3 separate regions of the Mus musculus genome follow, and all the other regions are linked to region 2. Evidence: chromatin loops called from intact Hi-C (ENCODE). Cell type or tissue: gastrocnemius. All regions are shown on one strand. Each heading gives the region's core, and the rest is flanking DNA. Links, peaks and the distances in the headings are about the cores only.

Region 1 (3,272 bases), core at 402-2,901, 75 kb after region 2:
TCTACCCAGCAACTGATGGAAACAGATGCAGAGACCCACAGCCAAACATTAGAGGGAGCTGGGTGAATCCTGCAGCAGGGAATTGTAGAAGACAGACTTGTCAAGGACACCACAGGGAAACTGACAGAATCAACCCACCTGGGCTCATGGGAGCTCACAAAGACTGAACTGACAACCAGGGAGCCTGCATGGGTGTGACCTAGGTCCTCTGCATATTTGTTATAGTTGTGTAGCTTGGTCTTCTTGTGGGACTCCTAACAATGGGAACAGGGGCTGTCTCTGACCTTTTTGCCTGCTTTCGGGATCCTTTTCCTCCTGAGATGCCGCATCCAGGCTTAATGTGAGGGGAGGTGCCTAGTCTTACTGGGACTTGGCATGCCAATTTGGTTGATATCCAAGGGAGGCATCCACCCCTTTTTCTGAAGGAAAACAAGGAGGATGGGATGAGGGGGACTGGCAGGAGAGGAAAGAGGAAAAACTGCTATCAGGATGTAATATATGAGAGAATAAATAATTTTTTTTTTAATCTAAGAACATAAGCCAGGCGTGGTGGTACACACCTTTAATCACAGCACTCAGGAGGCAGAGGCAGGTGGATTTCTGAGTTCGAAGCCAGCCTGGTCTACAGAGTGAGTTCCAGGACAGCTAGGGCTATACAGAGAAACCCTATCTTGGGAAAAAAAAAAATCTATGAACATAACCCAACTACCGCCATATCTAATGGATTGGAAATATTTGACAACCTTCTAACTTCCTTGATGTCAAAAAAAATGAGTAAAAATTAATTTATTGTAACTAAAAAAAATTTTTTTTAACTTAAAAATTTGTTTTGCATTTAGTGTGGTGGTACGGAACTTTAATTCCAGCACTCAGGAGGCAGAGGTTGGTGGGTCTCTGTAAGTTAACTGAAAAAGAATTGACTTAACCTTGATCAAAGAATTTAGATTAGATTTTTTTTTTTCAGCATAAAAAAACATTTAAAGAATTTATATAGGAAAGGGAACCAAAATCTTGCTTGAGTATTACAAAAGAGAGGAAGGAAGGAAGGAAGGAAAAAAGGAAGGAAGGAAAGAAGGAAGGAAGGAAGGAAGGAAGGAAGGAAGGAAGGAAGGAAGGAAGGAAGGAAGCAAGGAAGGGTAGAGAGAAAAGGGGCTGACATGGGACTTTTTGCTGAACAAAAGGCCTTCTGGCCTCCTTGCATGCTGTAGTTTCTCTGGAGCCCCTAAATCCGTGTTAGAATTTGTAAAAGAAAAACATGTGGCAGTAACATTAGAAGACTGTAGGCCATGCATCGCCTCAGATCAGCATCAAAAGGATGAATGGGAGGGGGGCCGGGGAGGGGGATGGCCCTAGGGCTGTCTAGAGCTCGGTTTCTTAAACTGTGGATCAACACCCCATATCGGGTTATGCTACTGAATGCGAGAGAGGGCACAGAAAAAATCTGGAAGCAGTAAAAGGTTACTGAACCCCTAGAATTAAAATTTAATTCAAAGTCAAATGCCTCATAAATCTAAGCTGTTTCTGCCAGAGCTCACTCTTGCTGCACAGCGCCATGCAGTTTTAACCTAGCCTTGGTTCTGATTACAGTGTGTGAGTTCCCGGATGCAAGGTCAACGAGCAAGGAGAACTGTCGCAAACACGCCTGCTCAGACTCCAGGCCTGTGTGCGTTGTGGACTGCCGTGCTTTTGGTTTTTACTGTTATAGAAACACAGCAGTTTAAGTACAGAAAACAAAGACACTTAATATTTTCCTACTGATACTCCTTGGCATTAAATTAGTATACGTTTGGATTATATTGTGTCAAGTGCTTGATTTTAAAAATTGCCATTTGAGTGACTCACTCAAGTGTCATTAAAAAGCAATCACAGAGTAAAGCCTGGTGTGGTGGCCCGTGATTCTAATTTCTGCATTCGGTAGACAGAGGCAGGGGGATCCTCACGAGTTCAAGCCCAGTTGGGGCTCCACAGGAGACCCTGAGTCCAGAAAACTGGAGAAAAGGACCAAGAAAAGAATCTTACTTTGGTTTTAGGACAGAATTTCCAGGCAGGCTGGAGAGATGGCGTAAGCTGTAAGCCCTAACTCAGTCCTCAGACCCCACATGGCAGGAGAGGGTACACTCTCAGCAGCTGTCCTCTGACCTCCACAAACATGCTGTGCACACACACACACACACACACACACACACACACACACACGCAGGCACATACTAATAATAAAATTTAAAATAATTTTTAAAAAGCTTTGTTTCAAAGATATCTCTCTCTCTCTCTCTCTCTCTCTCTGTGTGTGTGTGTGTGTGTGTGTGTGTGTGTGTGTGTGAACATGTGCCACTGTATGTGGGTGCCACATGAGTCCAGAATACGGTGTCAGCCTCCCTAGAGCTGGAGTTACAGGCAGTTGTCAGTTGCCTGACATGGGTGTTGGAACCAAACTCAAGTCCTCTGGAATTACAGCAAGTGCTCTCAACTCCTGAGCCACCTCCCAGGCCCCCTTACAGATAACTGAAAAATTAAAAAGAATTTCCAACAATCTCTGTGTGATGGTTTGTATATGCTCACCCCAGGGAATGAAACTATTAAGAGGTTGGAGTAGGTGTGTCACTGTGGATGTGGGCTTTAAGACCCTCATCCTAGCTGCCTGGAAGTCAGTATTCTGCTAGCAACCTTCAGATGAAGATGTAGAACTCTCAGCTCTGTCTGTACCATGCCTGCCTGGATGCTGCCATGTTCCCACCTTGATGACAATGGACTGAACCTCTGAACCTGTAAGCCAGCCGCAATTAAATGTTGTCCTTATAAGAGCTACCTTGGTCACAGCAGTAAAACTCTAACTGAGACACTCTGAAATGGTTCTAAACATACTTCTGCCATGTTGCTCTATTTATTTAATTGAAGTACTCTCTGTTGGTAATTATAAAAACAAAGAATTGATCTACTTCGAAGAACATTGAAGATGCTGTGTCTTGTAGCAGCAGATATTTGTCATAATTTAATTCTTTATGTAAAACATCTGAGAACATCTAGCTCATTTCTATGCACATTTGCTTTATTCCTTAATAAATGGTAACAATTATATGCCTCAGACTTCCAAGTGCTGGGATAACAGACCATTCAATTCCCAAAGAATTGCTTTAAAATATTTTTTCATGATTTTATCAGAAAATGTTTAATTTGTAATTTATTTTATATGCTTATATGCCTGGGTCCTATAAAAACTTCTCAGGCAAAAAGAGGCTCATGGGAACAGTTTATGAAGCTTTGCTCTGGGGCAG
Region 2 (3,272 bases), core at 421-2,920:
TTTGTTTTTTGTTTTTTTGTTTAAAAAAAAAGTGTGCATTGCAGCCTGTGTCTGGCCCATTTGAAGTTTGTTAAAAGACTCAAGGAGTTTTTAAATGTCACCCACCATAACTTACTGACATCAAAACTTTTCACAGTTCCTCCTGACAAAAAAGTTTATTCTTTTTTGCTGAATGTTTTCAACTGTGGACCTAGCTAGTTTCAGACCTAGCTGGTTTATCAGCTTGAGAAACATACTGGAAATTTAAGCTAACCCCAAAGGGACAGAAACATTTAGCTTACAGCTGAACTGAAAGTGGGTATTTTTAGCTAAAGCACATATTTCTGGCCAAAAAAGAACATCTGTGTTTTCCTTTAAAACTTTTCAAAGAAAAAAAAAGCTGTTTCTAATTCTCCTCGATTCTAGCAGATTCTCAGAATATCCTATAATTAAGAAGCAGGTTAAGTGACCACACTGATGTCTGCCCGTGTTAGTGGGGGGATCACTATGGCCCCATTTCTCAGACCTCCATATACTTTCAGCTAATATTTTAATCAAACATATGCAGACAAGAATGGGTTTTTCATTAAGCAAAGGCATTAGCCTTTGGACAGTCCTTAAGCCAAATTAACATCTCATCATCTTTAGACATGCAGTGGGATTTTTTACAAATGCTTTTCATTTCGTGTTGATATCATTTTCATATGCATTTATTACACGTTTTTATTATATACAAATAGTTGACTCACCCACCAACTTTTTATACACACCAAATATTATTCAGTTTTCTTGTGTTTACCAGTTCTCCGGGTGCAAATTTCCTGTATCTCTCTTTACAGATTTAAATTTTGTTTAGAACACTGATTTCCCCTAGTATGTAAGCCACTGCATGGGGTTTACCAGTTTTATTTTGTGCTGTGTGTTTCTAGAACACTGAGCAATTTGGGAGAGAGGGGAGGCTGACAGCTTGTATTTATTCTTTTCCTTATTGTGTTAGAAATGTAGCAGGCAGCAGCTTGAAGGGCAGAGTTAAGTGGGCAGGAGACCCAGAGTGGCAGGGGACAGGAGTATAAGAGGGGACTCTAGACCCGACCATGCTTGCTGCTTGCAGAGTCAGAGAATCGCTAGAAACCGGCAAACTCCAGGCTTCCAAGCCCTCGGGCTTCTGGCCGGACCCGGCAGATGAAGCAGCACGGGGCAGCCACTGCCTCCAAGCCGGCGACGCCAAGGGGACCGCAGCCCTAAAACGTCACCGAGGGCACGGACGAGGAGCTACACAAAGCCCTGGGTTCCCCCCGCCCGGCTGTACTGTCACCCGGAGTTTCTTTCGCGGGCACTAATTTCTAGGCACTTTGGGGAAAGAAGCAGCTGTCAAAACCGCGCGAGTCACCAGTGCGGGCGCGAGGTGACTGAGGGGGCGCGGAGGAAGGGAGGCACCGAGGGCTTGGGCTCCAGCTCCGCCGTTTTCTTTGTTCCCCTATTCTCCGCCCGGGATTTCCGTGGCTGTCCTGGGTCACGCCGCTCAGTGGGACCGCAGCCGCGCGTGGCAGCCGGGGTTCCAGCCGCACCGCGGCTCCGGAACACCAGGCCGCCCGCCCGCCCGCCCCTCCGCGTGAGCGCCCGCCCGCACCGCCGGCCCCCCTCACCTGCCGCTCCGGGCCGCGCCGAGAGCCTGGGCCGCGGCCGACGGAGCCGAGCGTCAGCGCCTCGCCAGCGCTCCCTTAGGTGGCCCGAGGAAGCAAGGAGCCCAGTTACAGCCGCCTCTCAAACCGGTTTCAGCTGCCCTAGACTAAACTGCCAGCCCACCCCGCGGGGCGGGGTCGAAGGGCGGCGGGGCGGGGCCTGACGTCACGCCCGGTCCGGTCCTGGCCAATCGGCGGCCGCGCGCCGGGGGGCGGGCTGCGTGTTCCTGGAAGGGCTGCCCAGAGACCTGAGGTGGCCCGACAGCCTTAGCCCATCTGGCTGGGGTCAGCTGAGGTACTGAAGGTCAAGGTGGTGCGCCTGTAATCCCAGTGTTGGGGAGGTTGAGCCAGGCAAGTAGACTCGAGTTCGAGGCCAGCCAAGGCTATAAAGTGAGATCCTGTCTCAAAAAAGAGAGCTGAGGGAGCCTGATGTTTTCTGGAAACTGCATTCCTTAGGAAACAATCACAGACTAAATCCTTAAAGCTAAAACAAGGAGCTCAGAACAGCTCAGTGGATAAAGGCATTGACCACATTTGAAGATCTGAGTTCACCCACTGGAATCTACATGGTGAGAGAGACCAGACTCCTGTTGACTTCTAGAAGCCTGCTGTCACAAACCCCAAATAAATAAAATAAGTCAATAAATAAATAAAACCAAACTAGAGTTGTTCTTTGCTTTCTAAAACTACCCTTCCTCTTCTTCCTCCTCCTCCCCTCTCTCCTCTTCCTCTTCCTCCTCTTCTATCTCTGTGTGTGCCTCCAACCCTAAATCAGCCCAAGATCAACCACTAGGTAACTTCTAACACAACATTATGTAATCGGGTTTCACTTCAATTGAGATAGTGAGCATCAAGCAGAATCACCTTTTCGTATTGAAGGTCCACTGCTCTACATCTGCTAATTGCTCGCTGTGACTTCATTTCTCTGCTGTTAGTCATACTTAAGTGGTGTTTTTCAAGAGTCTACTTCCTTTGAATGTTTTTAGTATATCTCATCATTTAGTCAAACTACCATTTGTGCAATATTTATGGTTCGGGATGGTAGATCTAACTCATGCCCCTCCCTAAATCCTCTTAAAATATCAAAAGATCTGCACCTGATACAGATCTGTAATCCTAGAATCTCAGAGGTTAAATCAAGGTTGATATGAGTTGGAGGCTTGCCTGCCTGCGTAATGGGTACTAGACCAGCAACAGCTTACATTACAAGACATTGTCTCAAAACAACAATAAAAGTATGGTTGACCCAACGTATCCTTGAGTTCCACATTGGCAGATTCAAGCAATCACAGGCGAGAAATGGGGGGAAAAATGTATTCGTATTAACATATAAACGAGGGGGAGAGGGATTTAAAAATAAAGGCATATGCTGGGTGGGAAAGATAGCTCAGTAGTTAAGAGTGCTTATTCTTGCAGAAGACCTGGAATTGGTTCCCAGCACCCACATGGCAGCTCACAACTTTCCATAATTTCAGTGTAGGGACTTCAATGTCCTGTTCTGTCCCCGAAGGGCACCAGTCCCATATGTGGTGCATACATACATACACATACATACATACCACACATACATACAAAATAAACTTAAAATAACCCCTAAAGTAAGGGGTATGC
Region 3 (3,272 bases), core at 402-2,901, 61 kb after region 2:
CCCTGTACTGGGGCATATGATCTTCACAAGACCAAGGGCCTCTCCTCTCATTGATGGCCTACTAGGCCATCCTCTGCTACATATGCAACTAGAGACACAGCTCTAGGGGATACTGGTTAGTTCATATTGTTGATCCTTCTATAGGGTTGAGTATTTTCTCTAGCTCCTTCTTTAGGGGCCCTGTGTTCCATCCAATAGATCTGTTTTAAAGAAATGATTGCGTCTACAGAAAACCTGCTGGCATGGTTGTAAAATTATAAATCTCACAAAGGGAAGGGCTTTGTGGCCAAATTCATGTGGTATGGTCTGTTTCCTTGTTCATGGAACCTCTTCCTTCTCCTGAAGGGGCAAAGGGAAGTTGGCAGGCTATGTTTCCCAGCCTCCTACACTTAGCAGAGCCGTGGAACTGTTTGCTGGTACATTACCTCAGTCTCGCTTTCCCCTCATGATTTCTTTAGGCACGCTGGATAATCTAGGATAACCCCCAATCTCCAAGCTGATTAGCAACCTAATTCACTTCTGCCACGTAATCCTATGTCCTACCAGGGTCCAGGGCTGTGACATGGATATCTGTGAGGGGCTATTGTTAGTGGCCGTGAGAGAGAGAAAAAAGCACTGTTTGCCAAAGGAAAGTTGGCATAGGAAAGGTCAGTGCCTCCCTCTGTAACCTGCATGCCCTTATCTTGATGCGCTTTATTTATATTTCGGTTTTGTTTGAGGGTTTTGGACAGAGTATCACCGTATAGCTTGGTTGGCCTGGAACTCCCTATATAGGTCACACGGGCTTCTTCTCTCAGTAATCCTCCGACCCTGCTTCCTGAGTTCCGGGATTACAAGTGTGCAGCATACCCCGTGTTCACTCATATTTTTATTATGCATCTGTAGCAGATGCCTATGGGGTGTTTTGCCATATAGTGTCATCCACCTGCTTCAGGGCACTTTGGAGAGACAGTTCCATGAACTTTGCCAGTTTTCTGTTTTCAAGCTAACCTGGAAACACCTCCGCTCTCTCTTAGGCAGTAAAAGGTCACTCAGCCAGATTCGGGTACATGAAAGTACATGGAGTTAACACGCCCAGGAGCAGTGCTCATCTGACAGAGAGTGAGACCCATGGTTAGGCATGGCAGGCTCCAGCCTGTAGCAGAGCTTCTGAGGGTTCTCTGTGGTTCCCTCCAAGGTCCCTGAGTCTCAGTTGCCCTCAGTGGTTACCTATGAACCAACCTTGTGTTTTTATTGCTGTGAAGAGATCCCATGACCACAGCAATTGTTATACAGGAAAACATTCAACTGGGGCTGGCTTACAGTTTCAAAGGTTTAGTCCATTATCATCATGGTGGGGAGCATGCAGCATGTTGGCAGACGTGGTGATAGAGAAGGAGCTGAGAGTTCTACATCTTGATCTAAAGGCAGCTGAAGGAGACTGTGCCACACTGGGCACAGCTTGAGCATAGGGGACCTTTCAGCCTATCCCCCAGTGAGACACTTCTTCTAACAAGGCCACACCTCTTAATAGTGCCACTCCCTAAGGGCCAAGCAGAGGAACGTGAGTCTATGAGGACATTCCTATTCAAACCACCACGCACTGTCTTAGCTGTTCTCCTCTCTCTGCTTTATTCTTCCTGCCTATGATTTCAACTTCCTAGCATTACCTATCCAATAGTCTACCTGCATCCATATCCTTCCCTTAGGGTTGCCTTAGGGAGAAATGAAATCCTATCGTGCTTGCTGCCCACATCTTGTGGAGTTAGCGGTTCCAGCATGTCAGGTGAAACCACAACATCACACCAGAGCAGCTCGGTTGTACACATCTCTTCTGACCTGCGAGAGTCCTTTGGGTTGGTTGGTGACCTGCCACAAAAACTGCCTTCGATTAATCATGTCTTCTGAGACAATTCCACGAAAGGCTGCTTCTAAACATTGCTATTGGCTGATTATGAGGCCCCACAGCAGGATCTGTTGGAGGAGTAAGAACCACCCTTCTGAGGCACGTGCTAAAAGGTCTCCGTACCTAAGGGCAGGGAAAGGTTGTTTGAGGTTATCTCTCTTTTAGTTCAGGCTGAGGTCCTGTTTGTTTATCTGAGTTCTGGAAATAACCCTGGGAATTCATTTAGGTGCCAAGGGAAACATGAGGACGGTGTACTCTAAAAACACTTCGCTGTAAGCTGCCGCAGCAGACAGCAGCCACAAAACCAGAGAAGGTTATTGGGACCCTCCTGTAGACCCAACAAATGCCTGGTGACTTTGGGGGAGAAGTTATATATTCTTTATTGGCTAACGGGGATATTATTGTACCTGTGTTCTAAAGATAGCAAAAGTAATGGTGTAGCATTTGGGAAGAATTTTAATATCTCCCTGGGATGGGTCAGAGATTGTCCTCGTTAGGGTTTCTATTACTGCAATGAAACACCATGACCAAAAAAGCAGTGTTGGGAGGAAAGGGTCTATTCTGCTTATATGTCCACATCAGTGTTCATCATCCACAGAAATCAGGACGGGGCTCAAACAGGGCAGGAACCTGGAGGCAGGAGCTGATGCAGAGGCCACAGAGGACAGCTGCTTACTAGTTTGCTTCCCCCTGGCTTGCTCAGCCTGCTTTTTGATAGAATCCAGAACCACCAGCCCAGAGATGGCACCACCCACAATGGGATGGTGGGATGGGCCCTCCCCCACCAGTCACTAATAAAGAAAATTCCTTACTGCTGGATCTTAGTCTTTTTTTTTTTTTTTTTCCGGTTTTTCGAGGCAGGTTTCTCTGGACAGCCCTGGCTGTCCTGGAACTTACTTTGTAGACCAGGCTGGCCTCAAACTCAGAAATCTGCCTGCCTCTGCTGGGATTAAAGGCATGCGCCACCACGTCCGGCTTTTAGTCATCATTTCAATTGAAGTTCCCTCCCTCCAGATAACTCCAGTGTGTGTGTCAAGTTGACCTAAGACTATCCAGCATGTTGCTGGGTACCTCTTGCAGGGTAACATGTGCCCATTTTCTTATGAAGTCTTCTTTCCTGTACTGGGGCTGGGGAGAGTTGGAATGAGACCCAGACCTCTTCAGCATTCTGGGAGGACCCTTTCCAGGAGTTGAGGAAGATGTCTTGAGATGAAGAAATGCCACAGGAAGCTGAGGAGTATCTTGAGAATAGTATCTATCTGAGAATAGCATCTTGGAGGAGAGAACTGGCCATGCAAGGAAGCCAGGCTGTGGTGCCTTCATAATACCGCCTCTAATACTATGAGGAGATCAGGGAAGTCCCTCAGAGCTGTCCTAGACTGAGGTA

Evidence for each region. Peaks named below come from ENCODE experiments on the same cell type or tissue, not always from the same donor. Only the 100,000 strongest peaks of a DNase experiment are listed, where the experiment ranks them.
Region 1: it touches region 2 in a loop (6-fold over the local background); 2 of 42 quality-filtered maps call a loop at or near these places.
Region 3: a loop joins it to region 2, with 5 times the contacts of the local background. A loop is called at or near these places in 7 of 42 quality-filtered maps.

What each region holds. Positions count from the first base shown.
Region 1 is chr2:132,651,209-132,654,480 of GRCm38, forward strand. AU019990 (expressed sequence AU019990) reads left to right here. Exons shown (of 6, transcript NR_033468.1): 6 at 1,588-1,859. Among named protein-coding and RNA genes, the nearest start is that of Shld1, 34 kb to the right of the region's middle. In gastrocnemius, for the core only: no CTCF peak of the experiment used is centred there; no DNase peak of the experiment used is centred there; H3K27ac peaks cover 2,297 bases.
Region 2 is chr2:132,576,443-132,579,714 of GRCm38, forward strand. Gpcpd1 (glycerophosphocholine phosphodiesterase 1) reads right to left here and starts at 1,806. Exons shown (of 20, transcript NM_028802.3): 1 at 1,626-1,806. In gastrocnemius, for the core only: a CTCF peak has its summit at 1,705; DNase peaks (open chromatin) are centred at 1,275 and 1,813; H3K4me3 peaks cover 1,838 bases; H3K27ac peaks cover 2,213 bases.
Region 3 is chr2:132,637,507-132,640,778 of GRCm38, forward strand. All of the region lies in intron 4 of AU019990 (expressed sequence AU019990), which reads left to right. Among named protein-coding and RNA genes, the nearest start is that of AU019990, 41 kb to the left of the region's middle. In gastrocnemius, for the core only: no CTCF peak of the experiment used is centred there; no DNase peak of the experiment used is centred there; H3K4me3 peaks cover 329 bases; H3K27ac peaks cover 2,500 bases.